Linked DNA regions of Homo sapiens: all the other regions are linked to region 2. The links are chromatin loops, found by intact Hi-C in ENCODE. Cell type or tissue: chondrocyte. All regions are shown on one strand.

Region 1 (5,000 bases), 560 kb after region 2:
AAGTTACTTCCTCCTTCCTTTGTTCTCCTCTGCTTTTGCCTCTTTTAAAGTGTTCTAAGTTGCTAGCCAATCGGGACAAATACAGAATGTGAGGTCCTGTTCTAGCCAATGGAAACCGGACACAGCAGTAAGGTGGTAAGGTGGACGCATCAAGTTATAAATGACCCTGTCTCCTTTGTTCTGTGTACTCTCATGGCAAAACTGCTGGTGAGTGTACCCTTTCTGCAGAAAGTATAGAAATGGCCTTGCTGAGGAAATTGAATTTATGTTCAAGTGCTATTTCTTTACAGCACCAAGGAACAGGCATTTCAAAGAGCATGGTGCTATTAAAATAAAAACTTTAGACAAGTTAAGTTTAACATAATTTATTTGAGCAAACAAATGATTCATGAATTGGGCATTACCCTGAACCAGTAAAGGTTCAGAAGACTCTACCTGGCAATGTGGGCAGTCCATATTTATAGATAGAAAAAGGAAGTGACATAACAAAATAGCCTGATTTGTTACAGTTTAGCACTTGCTTTATTTGGACATGTCTGAGCAGTTTGCAGCCTGTGATTGGCCAAAAGCTCAGCTGCTACAGTTAACTGAGACTCAGTTGCTTGTTACAAGAATGTAGTCTCAAGGTAGGTTTATATATATATATATATATATATATATATATATATATATATATATAGGTTTATATACATATATAATGTATATATATAAAACATACATATAACATATATTATGCTTTATTTATATATATTAGGTTATAGTTTGCTTCATTTAGAGACAGCATTAGGCCAAAGTTTAATTTAACAATTCCCCTCTTTTATCAGCCTTTGAATTTTGAGAAATTGACCATAACCTAGGTCCAATTTTTTTCACCATCATAATGGACTTGTTTGGTCTCAGTATAAAATTCACAATTCACAATGTCGAATTTGTTGGATTATTCTTTATGTTTTCCTGATATTTTTGTTTTTCTAACTATAATGAGATTAGTTGATGTACAACGGATGGCTCCATATGAGCATTTGAGACTCTTAAGGGACCAGGCATGGAGGCTTATGCCTGTAATTCCAACACTTTGGAAGGCCAAGGTAGGTGGATTGCTTGAGCCCAGGAGTTCAAGACCATCCTGGGTAACATGGCAAAACCCCTTCTCTACAAAAATATACAAAAATTAGCTGGGCATGGTGGTGCACACCTATAGTCCCAGCTACTCTGGAGGCTGAGGTGAAAGGATAGCTTGGGTCCAGGAGGTGGAGGTTGCAGTGAATGGAGATCATACCACTCATACCACTGCACTCCAGCTTAGGTGATAGAGCCAGACCCTGTCAAAAGAAAAGAAAAGAAAAGAAAAGAGAGAGAAAGACTCTTAAGGGATACAATACATTAGGAAGAATATTATAATGGTTATCAGGAGGAAAAATACAAAAAATTAAAAAATTAAAGTACACTACTTAACAGGAGTCTCTACAAACCAAAATAATCTAAATTAAGCAATTTAAAGTTCAAGCAATAATAAAGACAATTCAACAGTATTCAAGTCCTATTGGTTATAGTCTTTGTTCAGGGCATGACGGTGATTAAGGGCCATAGTTAGTAGTAAAATGCCCTCCTTTAAAGAGGTGCCTGATTCTGTAGTTAGCCTGGTAACACAAGTCATACTAGTCTGAAGACCTACTAAAAGACACATAAAGATTTTAAAACCTTGGAATATTAGCCCCAAATGATTAGGCTAAAAATAAACAATAAAAAACCTTCCAATAGCCAAGTCTGCCATCCACCATTCCACCATTCTGGATACCTGCAAATCAACCATTAGCTGCTCCTGTAAACACATCATGTGTTCCTTTCCCGTGAGAAATTTCCTTGATGTATTTGGTGGCAGTGTCTAGAGAAACATCAGTATCAGCCACATTTTAAATTAAGCTTTTTGTAGTAGTAAAATCAGGAGAAAGGTAAGTACAATATTCAGTTTCGTTTAGCACTATACACAAGTCCTCAATGTAGGCAAAGAGAAGATCTGCGTGATGCTCCATTAAGTATTTTTGTTGAACATGAATGTTTTCATACACCTTTCAAAGAGCAGCTTCTATGCATCTGAACTTTTGGGCGGTCACATTGGCTACAAAATCTAAGATTTTTCCTAATTTACAGACTATCTTCAAATTCTATACAACCAGCACCCCAATACTGCCAAGAGTGTGCCCCCAATAACCCCACAGGAACATTTCCTCCAAGGAAACTAACTTATCTCCATCTATTTCAAGGTTTGTGCTAATTTTGGTTATTGATTGCTTTGGCCTCTGGTTATGAAAGATACAATGGGAACTTTCAGGAAAAGCTATTCAGAAGGTAGGAGGGAGACAGGCCATATAGCAAAATCTGAACCAGTGAGGAAGAGGTAAGTAAATTCTCTTCAGTCCCAATGTAGGCCCTCAGGGGCTAGGAAAGATGGCCACCTAGTGGTGTTTGAGCAGAAGTCAATTAAATTTGTCCACAAGTTCACATAGCTCCTGAGTAAGGTACAGTGAGAAACTTACTCAAAGGGTATGCTGTAAGGGTGCATAACCACATTTAGTGGAAAAGGAGCTTCCAGATTTAATTCAGTGACATCATACAAGCAATTACTCATACCTGCATTGGTAGTCCCCAGGTCTTGAATATGTGATATACCTTTTACAGACATCACTCAGATATGTTTTCTATATTTGGTAACAATTAGGTTATTAATTGGAAAGTTCGTGGTACTATTTCTAGTGAGTGTAGAAAAGTAAGTAGCAGTAATGTCTAGAATTTTAAGGAAAGCTTTCCACTCTTCCTCTAGGGCTTCATGATGACTCTCAATGGGAACACAGACATTGGCATGAGAGAAATTGTTTTCTGATATGGTGGCATTAGCCTACAAACCCAACAATTGCTCTCATTTCTTTTTAGGGCATAAGCTTTTGATAAAGCCACACACAGATTATGCTCCCGTGGATTTTCCTTTAAGGAAAAGGAAGTGATTCAGACAGCAGAAAACTAGGGGGAAAGGGGAGAAATAAGGCTTTCGTGATGACAGAGAAATCTTATTCTATGGTCTTAGGAAAGTGTCTATGTCTAGGATACCATCTGCCTCTGGGGAAAAACTTCCCTGGTCATCTTTACCTTAAGGCCTCCAACAAATATACACCAGGAGTCTGGAGGAGCCCTTCTTAGTAAAAAGATGTGAATACGAGACTCAAAACCCTGAGGTTTTGCTGCAAAGAAGAACTTGGTATAGTCCCTATCAAGGGCAGTCTTCCTCTGGTGTCATTTCCAAAAGACCCAACCTCATTGCTCTAAATCATGAAAGGTCTGCTTGTCATCAATTTGTGAGTCACAAAGGGCTTTTCTTACCTAGTGAAAATGTGCTTTGGCATAATGCGTCAAAGCATGGCACTATTGAGTCATGTCAGAGTTTACAAAAGCAAAAGATCCATAGGTTTTATTATTAACGGAATAAGCCTTGAAGTAACTATTTCATAATTTCAAATATTTAATTTCATAAGCAGTCAACCTAGATTTCTAGTGAGGATGAGTGTGATTGCCATCAGTTGATAATTGCCTTTGACTAAGGCAATCCAATCAATGTAGTTAGCTTCGCCTAATGCCATTGTATTTATAATATCTTATTTAACTGTTTTACAACTTGTCCAGTGAAATTCAAAGGTGAAGCAGGCTAGGCTTCTGGGTTGGGTGGGGACTTGGAGAACTTTTCTGTCTAGCTAAAGGATTGTAAACACACCAATCAGTGCTCTGTGTCTAGCTAATGGTTTGTAAACGCACCAATCAGCACTCTGTAAAAAAGGACTAATCAGCACTCTGTAAAATGGACCAATCAGCAGGATGTGAGTGGAGCCAAACAAGGGAATAAAAGCTTGCCACCCAAACCAGCAGTGGCAACCCGCTTGGGTCCCCTTCCACGCTGTGGAAGCTTTCTTCTTTCACTCTTCACAATAAATCTTACTGCTGCTCACTCTTTGGATCCGCACTACCTTTATGAGCTGTAACACTCACCGGGAGGGTCTGCAGCTTCATTCCTGAAGTCAGCGAGACTACAAACCCACTGGGAGGGACAAATAACTCCGGACACACCATCTTTAAGAGCTGTAACACTCACCGCGAGTGTCCATGGCTTCATTCTTGAAGCCAGTGAGACCAAGAACCCACCGGAAGGAACCAATTCCAGACACAAAATGAGTACTTCTATCACTGAAGATTTCTCCAGGAATGAATGATAAGGGAAACACATTTTCTTTTTTCCTTTTTATTTTTTTCTTTTGAGACGGAGTCTCACTCTGTCACCAGGCTGGAGTGCAATGGCGCAATCTCGGTTCACTGCAACCTCTGTCTCCCTGGTTCAAGCAATTCTCCTGCCTCAGCCCACCCAGTAGCTGGGATTACAGGCACGCACCACCACGCCCAGCTAATTTTTGTATTTTTAGGAGAGACGGGGTTTCACCATGTTGGCCAGGATGATCTCGATCTCCTGACATGATCCACCCGCCTCGGCCTCCCAAAGTGCTGGGATTACAGGTGTGAGCCACTGTGCCCAGCCAAGGGAAACACATTTTCTAATAAACTTTAGCTATTATTATGGCATCAGCCTTCCTGCATGGGAAAGCTTCTATACAACCAGAAAACATACATTTAATGTGTCACTTGAAGGAACTCCATTTTTAAGTGTTCAAATGATCCAGCAGGTGTGTATCACCTGAAGTTTTTATTTTCTTATCAGAACTATGAGTTTGACAATTTATAACCAAAATTGGTTATAAATTTTAGCAATTTTAAAAGTCATGCCATCAATATTTTTTCATAATTTGAATCATTTTATCTCTGTCATGATGAATATGGAATTCAGAGCTCTTAATAATGGAAGCTTTAAGGACTCAGGAAGGACCAAGCAGCTGTCCAGACTCTTCATGAGTTAATGCTTAATATTGCATTTACGTCTTTTTAAATACCAATTTTGTTTCTCC
Region 2 (5,000 bases):
TACGGAACCAAAAATAGCCTTAATATGCTTACTTTCTCCCTGTACTCCGCCCCAAACTGTTAGAACAGCAGAAAATTTTTTTTTGGGGGGGGGCGGTTTGGGGGAAGGCAGAAGGAGAAGAAAATTTGATTGTGATGGTGGTGGATTTTTTCCAAATTTCCCCACAGCTGTTATCAAAACATGCAAATGAGATTTTCCAACAGGATCTTAAACAAATCTGGAGGAGTTAATGCCGAAGCAAAATAATCAGCACGTTTGAAGTGACTGTGAGTTTCAGTTTGTCTTTTCTCCCCGTGATATTATTGCAGGGGAATGATAATTAGACCTTTAGAAATCCAAAGGGGCTCTCTTGCTCTCTTCCCTCTCTCATTTCTCTTCTCTCTTTCTCTCTCTCTCTCTCTCCCTTCCTCCCTCCCTCCCTCCCTCTCTCCCTCCCTCTCTCTTGTTCCCTCCCTCTCCCTTTCTCTCTAACTCTGATGTTGGCAAAGGGGGTTTTCTTAATCAGACTGTTTTTTGGTCCCAGGGAAAGGAGGAAGAAGGAGATTGTGATGGAGAAAGGGGGTCTGTGAAACGTCAGGCACAGCACAAAGGCTTTGCCACGTAATTACAGGCTCCTATTAAGTCGAGATCTGCCCTCCCAGGGGTCTCCAATTTTCTTGTATTCCCTACAAAGCCTCCTCTGCATGCCAGTTTGTGCCTTTTGAAGTGCCAGAGAGCTTCTTGATCCAACTGAGAAGGAAAAAGGAGCCCAGCAAGAAGAGGGGGAGAGAGAGAAGGGGAAAGGGGGGAACCCACCAGCACCCTCCGTCGGACTCTTGAAGCCTTTTTTTTTTAATTCTTAATTTTTTTTTTTACTCTTTACAAAAAGTAAAGTGAGAATCCTGCTCTCTAATACATCTGCAAGACATCACCCTCTCCTCCTGAAACTTTAGTCACTCCTGAGAATCCACAGGAGTGCAGAGAGGGGGGAACACGTTTTCTTGAAGATGTTTTAAAGCTGGAACAAGCCTTCTTCTGTTGGTGCTTGAACTCTTGCCTGGGAATAACTTTTTTAACCTTTAAAAAAACCATTCACTTTGATTCTTCTCTCCCACCCCTTCTTCTCTCTTCTTCTGTTTGCCTAACTCCCCCGCCCTGCTGGCCTCCGCTTTCCTCTCTCCCCCTTGTTATTATTTTTAGTCTGTGCGTGTGGACACTTTTGGAGAGTTGGAAGGGATTTTTTTCTCCTGACTTGAACATAGGGTGACTTTTTAATATTGTATTTTACTGTGGATTATCTCTTTGGACCGCGCCGGACTTGGCCTCAGGAAATCAACCAATGCTGCGGAAGGCGGCTGGTGCACAACGCTCTGCTCTACAGAAGGGGGTCCCCCACCCTCTTTTCCAATTTTTTTTTTTTGGCCTTCCTCTCCTTCCCTCCCTCTTCCTCCCTCTCTCTCTCTCTCTCTCCACTACCCCCCTCTTTCTTCCCCACTCGGCTCCTCTCCCCCCTCGCGCCCACAGCGTTTGGTGTTGATTCGAGCGGGAAGAGGGGGGTGGGTGGGATCGGTGGGGGAGACCATGACCTCCAGCTACGGGCACGTTCTGGAGCGGCAACCGGCGCTGGGCGGCCGCTTGGACAGCCCGGGCAACCTCGACACCCTGCAGGCGAAAAAGAACTTCTCCGTCAGTCACCTGCTAGACCTGGAGGAAGCCGGGGACATGGTGGCGGCACAGGCGGATGAGAACGTGGGCGAGGCTGGCCGGAGCCTGCTGGAGTCGCCGGGACTCACCAGCGGCAGCGACACCCCGCAGCAGGACAGTGAGTGAGGGGCGCATGCCCACGGGGGTGTGTGCCCGGGACAGAGGGCGGGGACCCGTGTAGGGCAGCTAGAGCCCGTCCGCGGCCAGAAAGACAAGGTCCTGGGACCAGGAGAGGTGATGGCAGACTTCAAAGGAAGGGCCAGTCACAGGGGAAACCAGATGAGAAAAGCGGGTCTCGGCCGAGGGCATAGCCAAGGAGGACGCTGGAGAGAGGCTCCAAGGTCCGGGGACACTCCGAGGCCCTGCGGTCTCAGGCAGGGACTCTGTCCGCGGCGGACTCTCTTTACTTCGGCTAGGCACCGGCTCGGTTCATCCCGCACGCGGGGCGGCGGGGCTGGGCTGGGAAAAGGTCTTAGCGGGGTGCAAACTCAGAGAGCCAGCGCTGTTTGGGAAAGCAGCAGGTTAAAGATGCTGAGTCGGGTTGGAAGGGCTTCTCTCGGGCAGCGTATGACGGCTTGAGGGAGGGCACCAGGCACAGGGAGCAGGACTTGGCGCTGCTCAGGCTGCACTCTCCACGCGGGCACCGTAAGGCCGGGCGCGACCGGGAGGCCCCGAGAGAACGCCCGGCCCCAGACGCTGGAGCTGCTCTCTGCCCCCTGCTGTTGCCTCTACCGCAAATGGGTTTGAGACTGGCAGAGTCAAAAGCCCGGCTGGCTTGGGAAAACTCGGGCCAAGCAAAGGGAATGTCCTTTAAGGGTGAAACCTGAAATCCAGCCCCGCATGATCCCGCACAGGCGAGCTGCATCCGGGAGGCGCGAGCTTCAGTGCGGAGGCCAGTGTCACCTTAGAGGAGCTCTCCCTATTGGCTCTTAAACGCCCAGAAAAGTCCAGTTTCCCTTCCCCATCCTCACCGACCAACCTCGCGACCCATGAAAATCTCGCTTCGCTAGTGCCTTAAAAAGAGACTGCAATTGTATCCCCATGCCCCCAAGTCTGTAACAGACCGGTCACCCTGTTCATCCCAGGTGACATGTGGCCAGATATGTACAGATACTCCCTCTTCTCCTCGAGGTTGCAAGAGTCTGAACTTAGCTGTAAGTTCTCAAATGAGGCTGGTTGCTTTCTATGTCAGTAGTTGCTGGTTACCATTTTTGTCTTCAAATTTGGAAATCGTGGAACCGGGGGGCCCTCCAGCATTCTATGATTTTCACAAAACGTTGCCTATTTCAGACTCTCAAAGAATAGACATACAAATCAAACTGCACATAGAAACAATTGGAAACAGGGTCCGGGCACAGTGGTGGCCCCGCGGGCCACGCTACAGCAAGCCGCAGAGAGAGCCTCTGGTGTGCTCAAGACGCCTGGTCTTCACCCTGCTTCCTTAGTTCCGGCCTGGGCGCCCCTGGGTGTTTTTAGCCAAAAGCGGCCTAGGGCCGATCCACCCAATGCATTAGCAGACTGCTACAGGAACTGAATGAGGAAGTCTGGCCTGGACACCAGAGAAAGGTGGCCAACTCTGAGGAATGAAGAACCAGGTGTCCTCAAGTTCCGCATAAAGGGCTAGGCGCAGAGACAGAGACGTTCTCTTTAGGGTTTGGGTGCTTGAGAGGCTGCACCCGCAGCATTACTTAAGTGTTTGCATAGGCACTCTTAGTTCTAACAAAATGCACTGAGAAATACTATGATTGTTTTTAAACGTTTTACCAGGGAAAATGAAAAACGAAAAATGTAGGGAGAGTCCAGGCGCGGTGGCTCACGCCTGTAATCCTAGCACTTTGGGAGGCCGAGGCGGGCAGATCACGAGGTCAGGAGTTCGAGACCAGCCTAACCAACGTGGTGAAACCCCTCTCTCCTAAAAATACAAAAATTAGCCGGGCGTAGTGCCGAGCGCCTGTAATCCCGGTTACTCAGCAGGCTGAGGCAGGAGAATCGCTTAAACCCGGGAAGCAGAGGTTGCAGTGAGCCCAGATAGTGCCACTGCACTCCAGTCTGGATGACAGAGTGAGACTCCGTCTCAAAAAAAAAAAAAAAAAAAAAAAGTAGGGAGAACAGCATTTGGTGTAGACCCCAGCTTCACCAATTCTGCACGTCCAGTCGTTTCTGTTTTGCCAGGACGACTTATTAATTGCAACATTTACCACTGTTCGGATACTAGAGGCTGGACCCACAACAGAAAACAGGACCACGAAGAAACTTCTGCTTAGAAGACCAGAGTGGGGCAGGAGAGACTAGATGCTGCTTTGCCCTATGAGGAGGCTGGAGGATGAGAAAACCAGGGCCAAGGCCAGCGGCCTCGGCCAGCCTAGGGAACAAGCCAGCCGTGGTGGCCCTCAGATACTGCAGGGGAAGAGGGATGAAAATTGTACCGGTTGTTTGGCTCTGAGTGGACGCCACTCCCAAGAAGGGAGCTCGGGATTCGTCGTGGCCTTAGAGTGGGTATGGAGCCGGGCTGGCCAGAGGAAGCTAGCTATGGAGCGCCCCCGAGCAGATTCGGAGGCGACGCGCGGTGGCTGGGAGGCTGCCCTGGACTGGGGACAGGCTTCTGTGAGACCTGAGCCTGGCGCCTCAGAGGCCCTGTGGAGCACGTGGAGTCCTCAGGAGCGCTCGAGGACAAGCTCAGCATCCCGGGCGGAATTGGGGACTGTATGTCCCGGGAGAAGGGGAGAAGACTCTAGAAACTCGCCCACGTGATACTCGGGCTCATCTCAGAGTTACAATGACTAGAGAGGCCTTGTGGGGAGAAGACCCAGAAAGGAAACTGAGGCTCAGAAAGAGGATGCTCTGCGGAAGCATGATCAAGAGACAGCTTCCGGAGGAGGCCGCAGAAGGCAGAGTGAGGTGATGGGGACGAAGTGACAGGCACCTGGAGCTAGGAAAGTAGCCGAGAAACACACACGCGCGCGCGCGCGCACACACACACACACACACACACACACTCCAGGCCTTGCTTCCTAGAGAGATGAGGGTAGCGTTCTAACGAATAGTTTGTTGCTTTTATAAGCACTTTTCTCAACCTCTCTTTTCTCCGCTGGCATGAGAATGGGAGGGCCTGACGAGTCTTATGGTAGCAAGCGTCCAGGGGAACCCGCAATCCTAGTTTTTGGGCTCCCATCAAGAGTTGCCAAGAAAGCTGTTGTGAGCTACTTGGAAGTCAGGACAGCTGGGCCTCCAGCCTGCAGTGACAATGAGGCTCAGACTGTGAATCAGGGAAGAGGGGAGTGTCTCGGGAAAGGATGGCTAGAGCAGACTCTCCCCCA
Region 3 (5,000 bases), 500 kb before region 2:
CTTGCAAATATTTTGGCCTGCAAATTCTTTAGCTTTGTTCCGTCTGCTTTTTGTTGTCCAGAAATTTATTGGAATCATGAATCTGTCAGTGATACCCTCTCATTTTCCTCACTATTATGGGTTTAGTGTTTTAAGATAATTCTCAGGGAATATTGGGAGGGAGAGAAGACAAATGCATGTACTCAGCCTACAATCTTGAACCAGAAGTTCCATCCTTTAATCTACTGTCTATCATTTTATCATGAATGTCTTATGATGAAAATATTTTATATCTGCATGGGTGAATTTTAGCTGCAAAACACACTTACGTGTACTCTCATTTATTCCTCAGAAGTTGGAACACATATTTTTCTTATACATTTTTGAAAATAATGAAATGACAAAGTATATGTGAATGTGCCTGGCACACTACCTAGGACAGAATGGCTGCACAATAAATATTATGTTTCCTTTATTATTTTATTTTCACAATGTAGAGTTCAAGCACATTTCTGTAATATTGATATGAAGACATATTTGGATATGTGTTGCTTGAAAAAGATATAAAAACAGTTACCCCTACCTTGCGATTAGAAGTAATTTTTTCATTAAACTTTATTATAAGCTTAATGAGAAAATTCTCAGAAAACATTTGGAGTTCAGAGATAGAACTCACTGCAAAATTGATGACATTCTTTACATTATTGTAGCTAACACTGTTAAAAATTTTAATACAGTGATATAGCTATGGGTTTATTCAACTATAGAGTTATTAAGTCATGAAAATGCCACGATTATTATAATCCATAGATGCGATCTCTGAAGATCAGAGGAGTTAAGATGTTTTCCCAGCATTACATAGTGCATAAGTCATGGAGCCAAAACTCAAACCCAAATCTTTTGACTTCAAACCAGTGCTCTTTTTGCCACAGCACAGATTCACAGGCTTTTAAAAGGAAATGCAATGCATAAAGCTGAGATTTTTTTATCTTATAAATATTAATACCTATTAATAATGTTTCATTTGCAGTGAAATTGTACGCTTTAACAAGCCAAGTCATCAATGGTGAGATGCAGTTCTATGCCAGAGCTAAACTTTTCTACCAAGAAGTACCAGCCACAGAAGAGGGTATGATGGGAAATTTCATTGAACTGTCCAGCCCAGACATCCAGGCCTCTCAGAAATTTCTTAGGAAATTTGTTGGGGTGAGTTATTCAACTGCAGCTTGATGAGAAGGCAAAGTCCTTGCAAACATTGAGCTCGCATGCCTCTGTGTTGTTATTTAAGTCACGACTAAGCCATATGACCCAGCCAAGAGTTCTGCCGCCTGCAAGCCGGTTTTAAGATGTTCAGAAAGGATGAACCATTTTTGATATGATAAATATAATAACACTGTCTTACCCTCCCACTTGGCATTTCACTGTCCTATCACCAACTAATCTTACATGCTTCAGAGGAAGGTGAATTAGCAGTGTTGATATAAAATTTGGGAATAAAGAAGACATCTCTTTTAGAGTCTCATAAACGTTTCATACCCAAATGATTGATGACAGATCATGCCTTTTGGGATCTTGGGTTGACTTATTGATTCCCTGTAATAAAAATGAGATGTTGGCCTGGCTAACACAGTCAAACCCTGTCTCTACTAAAAATACAAAAAATTAGCTGGGCGTGGTGGCGGGCGCCTGTAGTCCCAGCTACTTGGGAGGCTGAGGCAGGAGAATGGCGTGAACCTGGGAGGCAGAGCTTGCAGTGAGCCGAGATCACGCCACTGCACTCCAGCCTGGGTGACAGGTGAGACTCCGTCTAAAAAAAAAAAAAAAGTTAGAAGGAAATACATGATTATGTTCAGTTTAAAAACAATGAAGGTAGAATATTTTTATACTATTTTATACATAGTTTTGATTTTACCTTGAAAGAATGGTATCCTTTTGTAGTCCTGCATTGGGTCAACCCCTATTACTTCCTTACTGTCATGTCATATGAAGACAGACAGTATATTGTAGGGGTCAAAATTTTGGCCTTTATGTCTATCGTGGTTCTTCTGCTTAATGTATAAGCAACTTTGAGCTTGTTACTTAAATGCACCAAGTGTCAGTTTTCTCTCTTGTGACTAGGGCATGACAATAGAAGCTACTTCACAGGATAATGTGGAGATCTAATGAGATAATACATGTCAGGTACCTGCTTTAGTGCACAAAATTAGTACCCAATAAATCTAATTTATTGCTATTACTACTACTAACAGGCTTTCATATAATGTATTCATTGTATTTTAAGGAACTTCATTTAGTTGTTAGAAAAGACTTAATCCCCAAGAAAGGCTGGGTATGGTGGCTCATGCCTGTAATCCCAGCACTTTATGAGGCTGAGGTGGGTGAATCACGAGGTCAGAGTTTGAGACCAGCCTGGCCAATATGGTGAAACCCTGTCTCTACTAAAAATACAAAAATTAGCCGGGCGTGGTGTTGCGCGCCTGTAGTCCCAGCTACTGGGGAGGCTGAGGCAGAAGAATCGCTTGAACCCAGGAGGCGGAGATTGCAGTGAGCTGAGACCGTGCCAGTGCATTCCAGCCTGGGTGGCACAGCGAGACTCCATCTCAAACAAACGAACACACAAACAAACAAACAAAGCAAAGCAAAGCAACAACAGAAAAGACTTAAACCCCAAGATAAAGCTGCTGTTAGTTCTATTAAAGATGAAAAGTTCTAATTGGTAACAGGTTTTGTTCCAATACATTACAAAGTCATTGGTTTGAGATTTGGTGCCCATTTTATTCTGATAAAGGAAACATAAACATTAGGCCGTGGGGTTAGGCCATCAACCGATTTAGTAGCAAAACATTAATATCTCTAGTATTGAGGTGAGGTTCACTTCAAATCCAATCTTCCTGGAGCACCCAGTGTGTGAGTCCAGAGAGTGACAGTAGATAAAAATGTGATCAGGATGATGTATTTACTGGGGCCAAAGTGTCTGGACATCAGCTTCAGCCATAAAGGACTAGAGAGTCTAGGAATGAAGACTGTGGATATTTATAGGTTAGGTTAACTTGGAGTATTTCTAAATCAGTGCTGCTGACTGGTTTCACTGAATGCTGGTTCTGAGAGAGTCAATCTGCTAAGCGCTTTAGAAGCGTTGTCTCATTTACTCTTCATGCCAATTCTTGGAGGTAAGTGCTATTATTAGCTCTGTTTCTATAGTTGTGGAAACTGAGGCTTGAAGAGGTTAAATAAGTTGTCAAGATTACACAGCTGGTAAGAGACAGAACAGTGAATTAAGCCCAGCCAGGTCTGCCTGACACCAAACTCTCTGCTCTTAACCATGACATATTTTTTCCATTTGTCTCATGAAACTGAAAAAATCCCTGCTTTATTTATTTATTTATTTATTTATTTATTTATTTACTTTTTTGGTGGACCATAGACCTCGACTCTCCTCCAGTCTGGCTGAAAGCAATCCCTCCTGCTTGCCTCGTGGTGAGGCCGACTTTGATCCCAAAGTATTTCAGAAGCTTAGTTAGTAATCCAGCTGTCTTGTCACTCCGTGTGGAATGCCAAGCTGACCACAGGGATGCTGGTCAGACAGAGCCCATAAGCACGCCCACAGACCTGGGAAAGGAAACAGCCTTGCGCTAGCATATTTATGTTGGAAAAGAGGCAGCCTGCTCCTTTGAAACAAATATAAGGAGTCCTTCTTAGTACACAAGGCTCATTGTAAAGCTGTGACTTCTAAGTACAAATGCAGTCCTTTTTAAGGACTGATATTTTGGTACTTTGACCTTCATACTGTAATCTACTAGATTAGTATTCAGGTCAAGATACAAAGAGTTAGGGAATACGAGTATCTGACATGACTTATTCTTGTGTCAACTGCGAAAAGAAGATTGTTTAATTTAAAGTTTTGTTTTCCTTTCAACACTTAATGACATGAGACAGTGGGAAAAGGTGTTTAAACTAGTTGCAAATGTATTTACTTTAGCAAATAAACAAATGATACCAAGATGATGTCAATGCCATAGTTGATAACTTTCCTGTTTTAGCTTTCTAGTGGGAGAAAGTAGTAATTCATAAAAACCCCTCAGTATTTTTTTGACAGTATTTATTTTTTGACATTTCTCAAAGATTGGATAGCTAAAAAATCTGGGTCTACTAACTTGTTATATTTTATAGTTTTTACACAGTGACATGAGGTCCTTTCATTTTAGTTTTTTAACTCCACTGGATAAACCTAAAATAATGTTCTTCAAAACAAAATACATAGGCAGAATCAAAACTAAACTGAAATTCCTAATAGTGTTTTACTAGTTTATATGGATTCATAAGTATAAACATGGCATAATAAATGAAAATCAAAATAACCAAATGGGTTCACACCTGTAATCCCATCACTTTGGGACGCTGAGGCGGGTGGCTCACCTGAGGTCAGGAGTTCCAGACCAGGCTGGCCAACATGGTAAAACCCCATTTCTACTAAAAATACAAAAATCAGTGGTGTGTGATAGTGCACACCTGTAATCTGAGCTACTCGGGATGCTGAGGCAGGAGAATCACTTGAACCCGGGAGGTGGAGGTTGCAGTGAGCTGAGATCGTGCCACTGCACTCCAGGCTGGGTGACAGAATGAGACTCTATCTCAAAAAAAAAAAAAAAAAAAAAAGACCGTCTTGTTTTGAAATCACACATCGCATGTAGTTCTAGTCATATTCATTCAAGGGCATCAGATTTTAATAAAATCACAGTTTCAGGCAGCCATGGTGTCCAATAAAGTTCATGGTGCTTTATTGTTCCAGGATTCTACTTCTGAAACCACTTACTACACTAATGAGAGCAGCATGACCAATAGAGGCTTTTAAGGCCAAGTAATAAAAAGAAAAATTTGAAATGAGACGCTCTTATTGAGCATACACATTTTAGTAGTCATTTCTAATAATGACATAATTTCTCCATATACTGCTCATCTTTTTGTTATGAATTTACTTAGAAGATGCTTCTTTCACAGCATTCATGCCTAGGCCTTTTTCT
Region 4 (5,000 bases), 260 kb after region 2:
CCCCCAATGCCTTCCTGCTCCCTCAAGCGCCCACCATTGAGTCCAAAGAGAGTTGCCTCTCTAGATCCTCAATACACTCTTGAGATTCACCATGAAAGTGCATCAAAAAGTATTTTATCATGAGATCTGGAAATAATTTTCTAAAGAATGTATAATACTGTATGTGTATCATGTAAAATCACAGCCATAGAAACTGTTACTTTGGAAAAATAAGCTGTATATCTAAATATGATCTGCTCTTTTTAAAATTTTTTCTAGTAATAATGCTTGTTACTTGCTCATTTATTTTGTAAAGCAGATAATTATGACACCAAAGATTTAAGCAAAACTAATGAAAGTATAATTTTGAACTAAGATATTCTTTCTGTTTGACTTTCATCTGCAAATTAGGAAAGGTCATCATTATTTAATTATGTCAGTGATCAACCTCATGGATCATTGCCACAGAAAGCAAGAGGAGCTCACTGTGATCTTAACGCCTCAGGACACATGGTGTTCTGCTAATATACGTTAGTAGATGCTATAGGACAAAAGGCTTCCATAATCAAATGAGATTGGAAAATGCTAGGTTAAAGAAAGTTAAATACATTTATTTACCACAGGGATACTGTGCAACTTTAGTATGCTAATTTTCAATATGAATTTGCAAAAAGAGGCAGTGACCATAGAATCCTTTGTTCATGGAGCATATTTTTTAAACTGGAAGTCACATAGGTAAATTTTCTCTAATCACATCAGAATGTGACTATTGGAGGAAAAAAGAACACTCTAATTTCCTATTACAACTTGTCATATCACATTACACCTAAATTCATCTGAGAGAAACAGAATTTTAGGAAGTTAAGCATGAGAAAACCATAGCAACATTATTTATTTACTCATTTATTTTCTCTTATGTCAATATGTATTGTTGGAGTTCAATAAGCAAATAATAAGATTTGCCACCAGAGAATAAAGAAGCAGTAGCTATGAAGCGTTGGAAGAGAAGAAATCAGCCATGGGCAATAGATCCAATTTACTATGCAGAAAGCATGAGGTATGTGAAAAACGGAGTGTATGTATGTAACTACATGTACGTAAGTGTATAAATATAAAAGTATATACGTATGTAAGTATATAAGAATAATAATCTAAGAAGAACTGAGTGAGAATGGCCAGCTGAAAGAAAATTCTTAGCTTACACTTGGGGAAACACAGGTAAATGTTTCTAGTAGGAGAGGAGGAGAGTGACCTCTTGTGTTCAGGACCTCCCTTATTTCACTTCAGTATCCTCCTCTTCCAGAACTTCACACAATGTCATTCCTATATGTAAGGTGATCAAACATTAGAATGCATCGGTAAAGGTTATTTTTCTAATTTTGACTATTCACAAATAAGTTCCACTAAGATTAAATCTAGTATAGTTCCATAGTTCTATCAGTTAGGCTTATGTTTTTCTACAAGTGCTAAAAGCTTAACATAGCAGATTAGAAATTTATTTATCTCAGGTGAATGAAGTCCAGACTGAGCAAGTTTGGACAAGGATGAGCAAAGTTGAGCAAGGCTGGCAAGTCAGTTTCATGATCATTAAGGCCCTTAGCACAGGGCTTCCACCTCATTATCCAGGCCGCAATTTTGTCTGTCTGCTGCAGCCAACAGAAAAAAAGATAGAGGAAAAGGAAAACAAAGCAAGGAGGCGTCCAAGAATTTACACATGAGCCATGGTCACGAGGCTTATTCCAAGCAGTCATATACTCAGCTAAACACTGGGGACTCTATAATATAGAAGAAGGAGAAAACACCACAGTAGTTAATAAATCTTCATTAAAGAAGGTAAAACTATATGAAAAACTGCAAGAGAATGGCCAGCTAGAAGAAAATGCTTAGCTCGCATCTTGGGAAGTGCAGTCAAATGATTTTAGTAGGGACATCTGAATATCTCAAAAACACCATTCAAAGAAAGAAATTTCACTGCCTTTCTCATCTCTCTTCTTTCTTACCCTCTTCAACCCAAGTTAGGGAGTGCAGAGGAATCAAATAAGAAAAAGAAGACAAACATACCTCACCCACTTCTGGAGGCTGCCTGACTGCAGCCATGCCTAGTTTGGACAAGGAAAATGTAATTTTGAGTGAAATACATTGTGTTATTATACAAAAAGGGACTGTTATAATTATTAAATTGTGATTATTCTGCTATGTACAGTGACCATAGGGCTTTTTATTAGCAACAAGAAATCAGAAATGTCATAGGTGTGCCTGACATTTGTCCAGGAACAGGACAAAGGCTTTCCTACTTAATAACGTTTACAAGTATAGGGAGAAATAAAAGTAAAAATCACTTGTGATTATATCCTGTGAGTATTGCTTGTACAAAGTGATGGCTACAATAACCCCCCTCAGGCTTTTCCTGAAGTTATTAAAAAAAAAAAAAAGAATGAAAGAAAGCCATAGAGAATAAGGCATAGAGCGGCACTAAATAAATTTAGTGTCTTTCTCTTGATTCACCGAAAAAATATTTATTAAATTCATACTATTTGCTAGTTGTGGTTTATACAAGACATACAATGGGAAAAATCATAGGAAATAGTACAAGTGGATATTTTAAACTCATATCTCATGAGATATGAGAATCCGAATTATTTGACTCACTAACCCCTGAGGGCAGCTGCTGAAATTTCAGACGCAATTCCCAGGAGAGACGCCAGCAAACTTAAGGCTTGGAATTTTAACCCCATTTTACTGACAGAGGCATCACTATAACATGCCTTTTGAGTTTTGTGAACTCATTTAGTTATTTTTCTGTTGAAAGCTGATTCCAACCTAAATGAGTCCACACACTATACAGATGTGATACAGAGGATCTGAAACCTTCTCCTGAGGGTACTAGGCTGGAGAGAGGCCACTTTCCATTGTGTCATGTAAGTGTGCAAATTTCAGTTTTCTCTGTTAACACCTTGAATTCCGCACTAACACTGAATTTCCTTTCTGCTCCCCTAGTTGTAATCTCTAATATGATGCCTGCAAGTTTTATCTTGAGTGACACCTAGTGGTTTCATGTTGTAATGAGAACACGGAGGAGGCTTGGAAGCTCTGGCTAGCAGGCCAGAGGGGTGAGGTTTGAGCTTGTTTTGCATCTTTACCCTGGTCAAATAGTCATGTGAGAAAAATGATTTAGGGATCACGGCAATTCAGACTGTCCCACTTCTTACTTGTAAAACGGAATTTATATTTGTGCTCGCCCTTCGTTGCTGGAATGTTAAAAATCTCTGGAAGAGAGGTGCTATGTTCTTTCAAGTGGCTATGATTATAAAGCAGTTTCCTTCCCTTCTTTGGAAACTGTGGAGGTGTTACAAACCAACACTGAGGGGGAAAGAAGAGAAACAATGTCCAAAGTTCTCATTCCCTGGCCAGAGCAGAGAAAACTGTGGAGATTTTTAGATAGTAAGAAGCCAATGATTCATATTTTTTTGTCTGGTTTGAACTTGTGCTTATTTAAAAGCAAAATGAAAACCAGAATTTCACATTCCAGATTTGAAACCCATTTCAAAATCGTTATATAACAGACTTGATTGTGGTTCAGCAGTTATTTATCTTACTCTTGTCTTTTGTTTTCTCTCCACTCATAGATTATAAAATATTGAATTGGATAGAGTCAAAGGAATTCCCAGAGAACAGACAGAACTAATTCATTATGACTTTCTTCTTAAATTTTAAATTCAGAAAAGCACAGAAAATAATATAGCAAATTTTCATGCGTCGAGATTTTCTTTAATAAAAAAAGAAAATATTATGGAAAAAGTTTATCTGATTTTTTTCTTCATTCTAGTTTTATTCACGATCACTATGATGCATGTGGTATTTATCCTCCTATCCAATTGTTTTAGAAAATTTACTTCATATCAAAAATAGTGTTTTGCACCCAACAAAAATATAGTTCAGTGTGTTATTATATGATAAGTGTCATACCATACATATCATTCTGCAATTTTTTCATAATTTTTTATAGCTATCCATGTTTAGATATACAATCTTAGTCCATTATTTTAATTGCTATTTCCATTGTATGAAGAGATCACAATTTGTTTAATATTAGAAATTTTTTTTCTATCAAAACAAAACAGTGAAAGCATTTTTAGAATGGTGGGGCAAGGACTTCTGCTGTACAGAAAGCATGGCTGCAGAGGCCTCAGGAAACTTTCATTCATGGCAGGAGGGGAAGCAGGCCCATCTTACATAGCTGGAGCAGGAAGAAGAGAGAGAAAAGAGAGAGAAGGGGAAGGTGCTATCCACTTTCAAACAACCAGATCTCATGAGAACTCACTCACTATCATGAGAACAGCAAGGGGGAAAATCCATCCCAATGACCCAATCACCTCCCACCATACCCCTCCTCCAACATTGGGAATTACAATTTGTCATGAGATTTGGGTGGGAACACAAATCCAAACCATATCAGTCTGCCCTTAGCCCCTCCCAAATCTCATGTCCTTCTCACACTGCAAAATACAATCAACTCTTCTCAACAGTTCTCCAAAGTCTTAACTGATTTCAACATTAACTAAAAAGTCCAAAGTCTCATCTGAGACAAGTCTAGTGCCTTCTATGAGCCTGAAAAATCAAAAACAGTAAGTTAGTAACTTCCAAGTTAGAAAAACAGTAAGTTAGTAACTTCCAAGATACAATGATGGTACAGGCAATAGGGAAATATTCCCTTTCCAAAAGGGAGAGATCGGCCAACACGAAGGGGCTACAGGTGCCATGCAAGTCTGAAACCCAGCAGGGCAGTCTTTAAATATTAAAGCTCCAGAATAATCTCCTTTGACTCCATGTCTCAAATCCAGACAACAATGATGCAAGGGGTGGACTCCCAAGGCCTTGGGCAGCTTCGCCCCTGTGGTTCTGCAAGGTATTGCCCCCGTGGCTGCCTTCTCAAGTTTGTATTGAGTGCCTGCAGCTTTTCCAGGTGCACAGTACAAGCTGTTGGTGGATCTACCATTCTGAGGTCTGGAGGACAGTGGCCC
Region 5 (5,000 bases), 360 kb before region 2:
ACTGAAAAGTATTTTTATTTTCATTTTTAGTGAGTTACACCCTAATGCAAAATTAAAATGATGTGATAAATGCAAACTTCATTTTTGGGGTGTTTTTAAAAATTTTTATTGTTATGTATATAATAGTTGTACTTCTGTATGTACATAATAGTTGTACATATTTATGGGGTATATGTGAATCATTGATACAAGCATACCATATGTAATGATCAAATCAGGGTAACTGATCCATCACCTCAGGCATTTACATTTTTTGTGTGTTAGGACCATTCCAATTCCACTTTTCTAGTTATTTTGAAATATACAAATAATTTGTTTTTAACTATAGTCACCTTATTATGCTACCAAACACTAGATCTTATTTCTTCTATTTAAAAAATAAAAATTATCTAAATGAATAACAATTGATAAAAGAAAACCAAAGGACTCCTTCTTCCTCTTACACTCCCATTAGCCTTGGGATATCCTTGCTGAAAACATACCTAAAGGAAACTTGAGCCTAAATGTCAACGTCTCAAGCCCCAGGAATCTAGATCTTAAATGAAAGGGCCTGCACCCAGCACCCTTATGGCAACTGGAACCTTCAGGCCTGAAGTCAGCAGAAAAATGGAGAATGAACTCACCTCTAAAGGCAACATGTACTGGGGCAAGCTGGGGTGTGGTCCTTATTCCATTTTCTCACTGGCTTGGGCAAGGCATTGATTCGTTATCTATAAAATGGTAAGAGAATCACTTAACTTTTAGGATTCTAGTTATTATTAAATGACATAATTTAAAAGTGTGCAATATTATAGTTAGCCTATGTTCAGTAATCAATAAATAATCGTTATTTTTATTTCCTCTGGAATAGAAGCAGAGAAAATAGAAGAGGAGAAAAGAGAAAAAAAGAAGAAAACAATGAAAATAAAGAAGGAAAGCAATAGCAACAGAAAGGCTAGTGCTCAGGTGGAGGCTGCTGAGGAATTTCTTATATGGACATTGCTACAGTGTGAATATGATGTGTCCTCACCAAATGTCATGTTGAGGCTTGGCCCCCAATGTCATGGTGTTGGGAGGTGATGCCTTTAAGAGGTAATTAGGTCCTTAAGTTGGATTAATGTCTTTATTTTGAGACCGGGTTAGTTCTCATGGGAATGGAGTAGCTCCCTTGAGAATGGGCTGTTATTTGGCCAGGCTGCCTCTCCTGTTTGTTCTCTTTCACATGCTTGTTTCCCCTTTCACTTCTCCACCATGCTATGATGCAGCATGAGGCTCTCATTAGAAGCCACCAGATGTAGCTGATCAGTCTTGAACTTGCCAGCCTGCAGAACAGGGAGCTAAATAGACCTCTTTTCCTTACAAATTATCCAATCTCAGATATTCTATTATAGCAAAACAAAATAGACTAATACAGAAGTGAACAATGCTACAGATAGAGATTAGAAATAACACTCTCCTTTCCAAAGTGCATTATCTTCCACTGGCTTCCCACCCTACTGCTAATCTGGAACACACAATATCGAGTGAGCAAAAAACAGAGGGTGTAGAAAGTGAAAGATATGAGTCAGTGAGCAAGGGAAAATATGAAACAAGGGAAGAAAGAGACAACATAAATAAAATTTAAAAGTGTAGAGGAAAATGTAGCATAATAAAATAATAAAGAAAAGGTTAACTATTTTGGGTAGTAATACAGGTTAGCAGGCAAAGAACCACCAACTCTTTTTATTAATTCAAAAAAACAGGCAGATCTTAGTTCTGTTAGTTTTGACCTTTAAGTTTTGGGATTTTTTAAAGGTTTATGAGTAGGCTAAATCATGACAAATGCCTAATTTAAAATTGATTTAGCTGCCAATCCCCTCTCCTGTGAGAACCAGCTGCCAACTCTGCTCTAAGACAAATAAAAATACTTGGATTAATCCATTCAGCAACAGAAAAACATATCTCTTTTCTGGTACATTGGAAACAAAATAAATAAGCTCTGCTAAGAAGAGAGACCCATATAAAGGGAGAAGCCTTTTTAGGAAATTATTGGGTCAGGGTCTCCACTGTTGAAAGCCAGGAGGTACTGAAGGTAGCAATTCTTGATTGAAAACATGGTTCAAGCACTGGTCCAAGTGGGCTTTTTAGGGATCACATGTCATGGACACTATTCCATATCAAATATTTTCTTTCCAGAACACAGTTACTGGAAAGGTTTCTCATTCCAACCAATGTGTAAAAAAAAAAAAAAAAAAGAAAGCAACCCCCTCCCCCCCCAAAAAAAACACACGGTATACCCCTCTGATCCCATGCTAGCAGCCCTCCTGGGAACAGCTTACAAGATAAGACAGCTTTGCAACAGAGCACTATTAACTCTCTCCCTTTTGTCGCTCTTCTCAGTGAGGCTCTTTACTGGGGTGCAAATGCCCTATTTTGTAGAAGAGAATTGACACTGTGCATAGCAAATACAAACAGCAAAGTTATTCTGACAAACTATGTAAGCCAATGTCCTCCTCTTTGATCCATTTTTTTGTGTGTGTGTGTGCCTAATTGTTGGCAGGCCAATAAAGCTCAGAGTCTGTGGCACTGGAAGAAAGAGGTGCAAGAAGCCTGCAAGTTTATGCTGTCAGGGGAGGATTTCTGGATTCCCAGCATTAAAGGATTTGAATCCCCTGGCTGCTTTGGGAAAGTGTCCTGTTTGTGTTGGGGGAGTCCCAGGGCAGACTTCCATTACAGAAATTGAGAGATGTTGTTGCCTTAGGCTCCAGCACCTTTCCCAGGCTTGTTACATGCCATTCACTCATTCCTTCATTCAACAGATATTGATGAAACACCCCTGACTCAGAGCTGGGGAACATGTGAGGCCAGGGAAGGCAGTATGCTAGGAGTTGTCTTAGGAGATGAAAAGGTCACTGACCCTGACCTTGAATAAGCAGAACTGTGTCATGGACATAAGTAATGCAGATATTAAAGTCAATGTTAGGACGATAAATTAGAGTCACTGTTAGGACAACATAATAATAAAGACAAGGTTAACTATTTGGGGAAATAATACAGACTAGCAGGCAAAGGCCCACCAACTGTCAGAAAGTTTTGAGTCCATGTCCTAGACCCTCCATTTTCTAATACCACCTTGGGCATGCCATTAACTTCCATGAGGTTCAGATACAGAGAACAATGCTCACCTCATAGGGTTATTATGAGCCTTAAATAAGGTAATGCTTTACTTAGCACATTATTGTCTGTGTCACAGTAACTATTATTAGTATTTTGATAGTCTAATGTTAAAGCACATCTCTTTTCTTTCTTCAGACCCCTAAATCAAAATAAAGAAGTATAGCTGTTATTGCAGGGGATAATCCCATATTTAGTAAATATCTCCAGAAATCATTCTAAATAATGGAGTTGAGCCCAAGGCAACTTTGCCAAAGGGTCTTGATCTTTTAATGCCTGAAAGTGACTTATGTTCATTAAAAACTGCTTGTTGGCCGGGTGTGGTGGCTCATGCCTGTAATCCCAGAACTTTGAGAGGCTGAGGTGGGTGGATCACCTGAAGTCAGGAGTTCAAGACTAGCGTGGTCAACATGGTGAAACCCCGTCTCTATTAAAAATACAAAAAATAGCCAGGTGTGGTGGCGTGTGCCTGTAATCCCAGCTACTCTGGAGGCCGAGGTAGGAGAATTGCTTGAGCCCTGGAGGCAGAGGTTGCAATGAGCCGAGATTGTGCCATTGCACTCCAGCCTGGACAACAAGAGCAAAACTCATCTCAAAAAAAAAACAAAAACAAAAAAAACTGTCTTGTTTCCACCGTATTGCTTGGTGCTTTGTTAATATAAACTGATCTCCGGAGAGACTGATGCCCATTGTCTCTGAGAGAAGCCATGTGCCTCCACCCCAGCCCACTCTACCATGTCCAAGACTTTCCTTTCCAGACTATTTGAGAGCTGAGCATTAGTGAACCTCTTTAAGCTGAGAGGAGATTTGAAGGTTATCAACTTAAGCCCTACTCCATTGCATGAGCCAAACCATGTAGCAAGTAAGAGACTCAGGTTGGCTGATAACATTTCCTCTGAAAGTCTCATATTTTTTCTTCTTCAAATTTTAGCTCAGAGTTTCAGGACCCCAGATTTTCACGGAATAGGCCGAGTGACATTGGAGAGACTACCTGTGAATGACCATTTAGTAAATGGGAAAAACAGTGATGCCATTTGGGGGCTTCTTGTGTTGATGATGGCTGAGCATCAGAGACTCTGGGATTGGTGAAGGGGATGATTGGCCAGCCTGCTGGCTTTTGGAATGAACTATGAAATGGTATGAAAGTGTCAAGAACCCCATTGCTTTCACCATCTGTACAGTATTACGATATATGCATTTGCTTTGTGTGTACTATTTGGAAATATATTTCTACATATGCATTTATGTAAGAGTGTTAGCAGTAACAGCCACAAAAAGGGTCCAAGAAGTAGTGATTGGAAGGCAAGGAGAGGCCACCAAACCATCTCCAAAGCCAAGATGTAGAAAGAGGATGAAGTACTTTTTCAAAATAATGAATAATAATAATAAGGGTAATAATAACCAGCTACTACACTACGAAGCAAAGGGTTAAGTGGTGTTGTTCATTGTCACATGATTCTGGGAAAGAGCTGAGCAGGAACCTCAGGGATCCAGGGATCGGGAGGAGGCACATCTTGCTTGCACATGTGGCCTCTACCACAAACACTTCAAAGTGCCTCCTCAGACCGACATAACATTCTGACGCCGACTGTAAATGCCCTTGACACGCAGAGTGGAAAATATCAAACACTCCAACAGTCCCCCAAATGCAGTGTCTCTGCACTGGGAAAGGCCTTAATGAGCCTGCAGTGAAGGGAGGGAGGGGGTTTTGAGGGTAGGGCTCAGAGCCAGAGAGAGAGGAGGAGGTGTAACGGGTGGTTCTGATTTAAAGCTTGTACTGATACATGCCGGCGTGTGCAACTGGGCTCAGGCCGCTGTGAATCTAAATGCCCTAGGACCTTGCAGAACAGCCCAAGCATCAATTCCAG

The links. Hi-C counts contacts between places; a loop is a spot of excess contacts. Peaks named below come from ENCODE experiments on the same cell type or tissue, not always from the same donor. Only the 100,000 strongest peaks of a DNase experiment are listed, where the experiment ranks them.
Region 1: it touches region 2 in a loop (3-fold over the local background); 3 of 110 quality-filtered maps call a loop at or near these places.
Region 3: a loop joins it to region 2, with 3 times the contacts of the local background. A loop is called at or near these places in 2 of 110 quality-filtered maps.
Region 4: it touches region 2 in a loop (5-fold over the local background); 4 of 110 quality-filtered maps call a loop at or near these places.
Region 5: a loop joins it to region 2, with 4 times the contacts of the local background. A loop is called at or near these places in 3 of 110 quality-filtered maps.

Annotation. Positions count from the first base shown.
Region 1 is chr1:171,224,507-171,229,506 of GRCh38, forward strand. All of the region lies in intron 2 of FMO1-AS1 (FMO1 antisense RNA 1), which reads right to left. Among named protein-coding and RNA genes, the nearest start is that of FMO1, 21 kb to the right of the region's middle. In chondrocyte, CTCF peaks have their summits at 2,463 (motif pointing left) and 2,680; no DNase peak of the experiment used is centred here.
Region 2 is chr1:170,662,659-170,667,658 of GRCh38, forward strand. PRRX1 (paired related homeobox 1) reads left to right here and starts at 1,473. Exons shown (of 4, transcript NM_022716.4): 1 at 1,473-1,801. The coding sequence starts at 1,561. RefSeq lists enhancers at 378-905, 2,106-2,966. In chondrocyte, CTCF peaks have their summits at 781, 2,424 (motif pointing left) and 2,624; DNase peaks (open chromatin) are centred at 1,745, 2,253, 2,533, 4,235 and 2 weaker places.
Region 3 is chr1:170,159,509-170,164,508 of GRCh38, forward strand. NTMT2 (N-terminal Xaa-Pro-Lys N-methyltransferase 2) reads left to right here. Exons shown (of 4, transcript NM_001136107.2): 2 at 1,010-1,185. Among named protein-coding and RNA genes, the nearest start is that of MIR3119-1, 11 kb to the left of the region's middle. In chondrocyte, no CTCF peak of the experiment used is centred here; no DNase peak of the experiment used is centred here.
Region 4 is chr1:170,926,929-170,931,928 of GRCh38, forward strand. No RefSeq gene overlaps it. Among named protein-coding and RNA genes, the nearest start is that of MROH9, 6.1 kb to the right of the region's middle. In chondrocyte, CTCF peaks have their summits at 1,235 (motif pointing left), 1,435, 3,019 (motif pointing left) and 3,225; no DNase peak of the experiment used is centred here.
Region 5 is chr1:170,304,859-170,309,858 of GRCh38, forward strand. No RefSeq gene overlaps it. Among named protein-coding and RNA genes, the nearest start is that of LINC01142, 23 kb to the left of the region's middle. In chondrocyte, no CTCF peak of the experiment used is centred here; no DNase peak of the experiment used is centred here.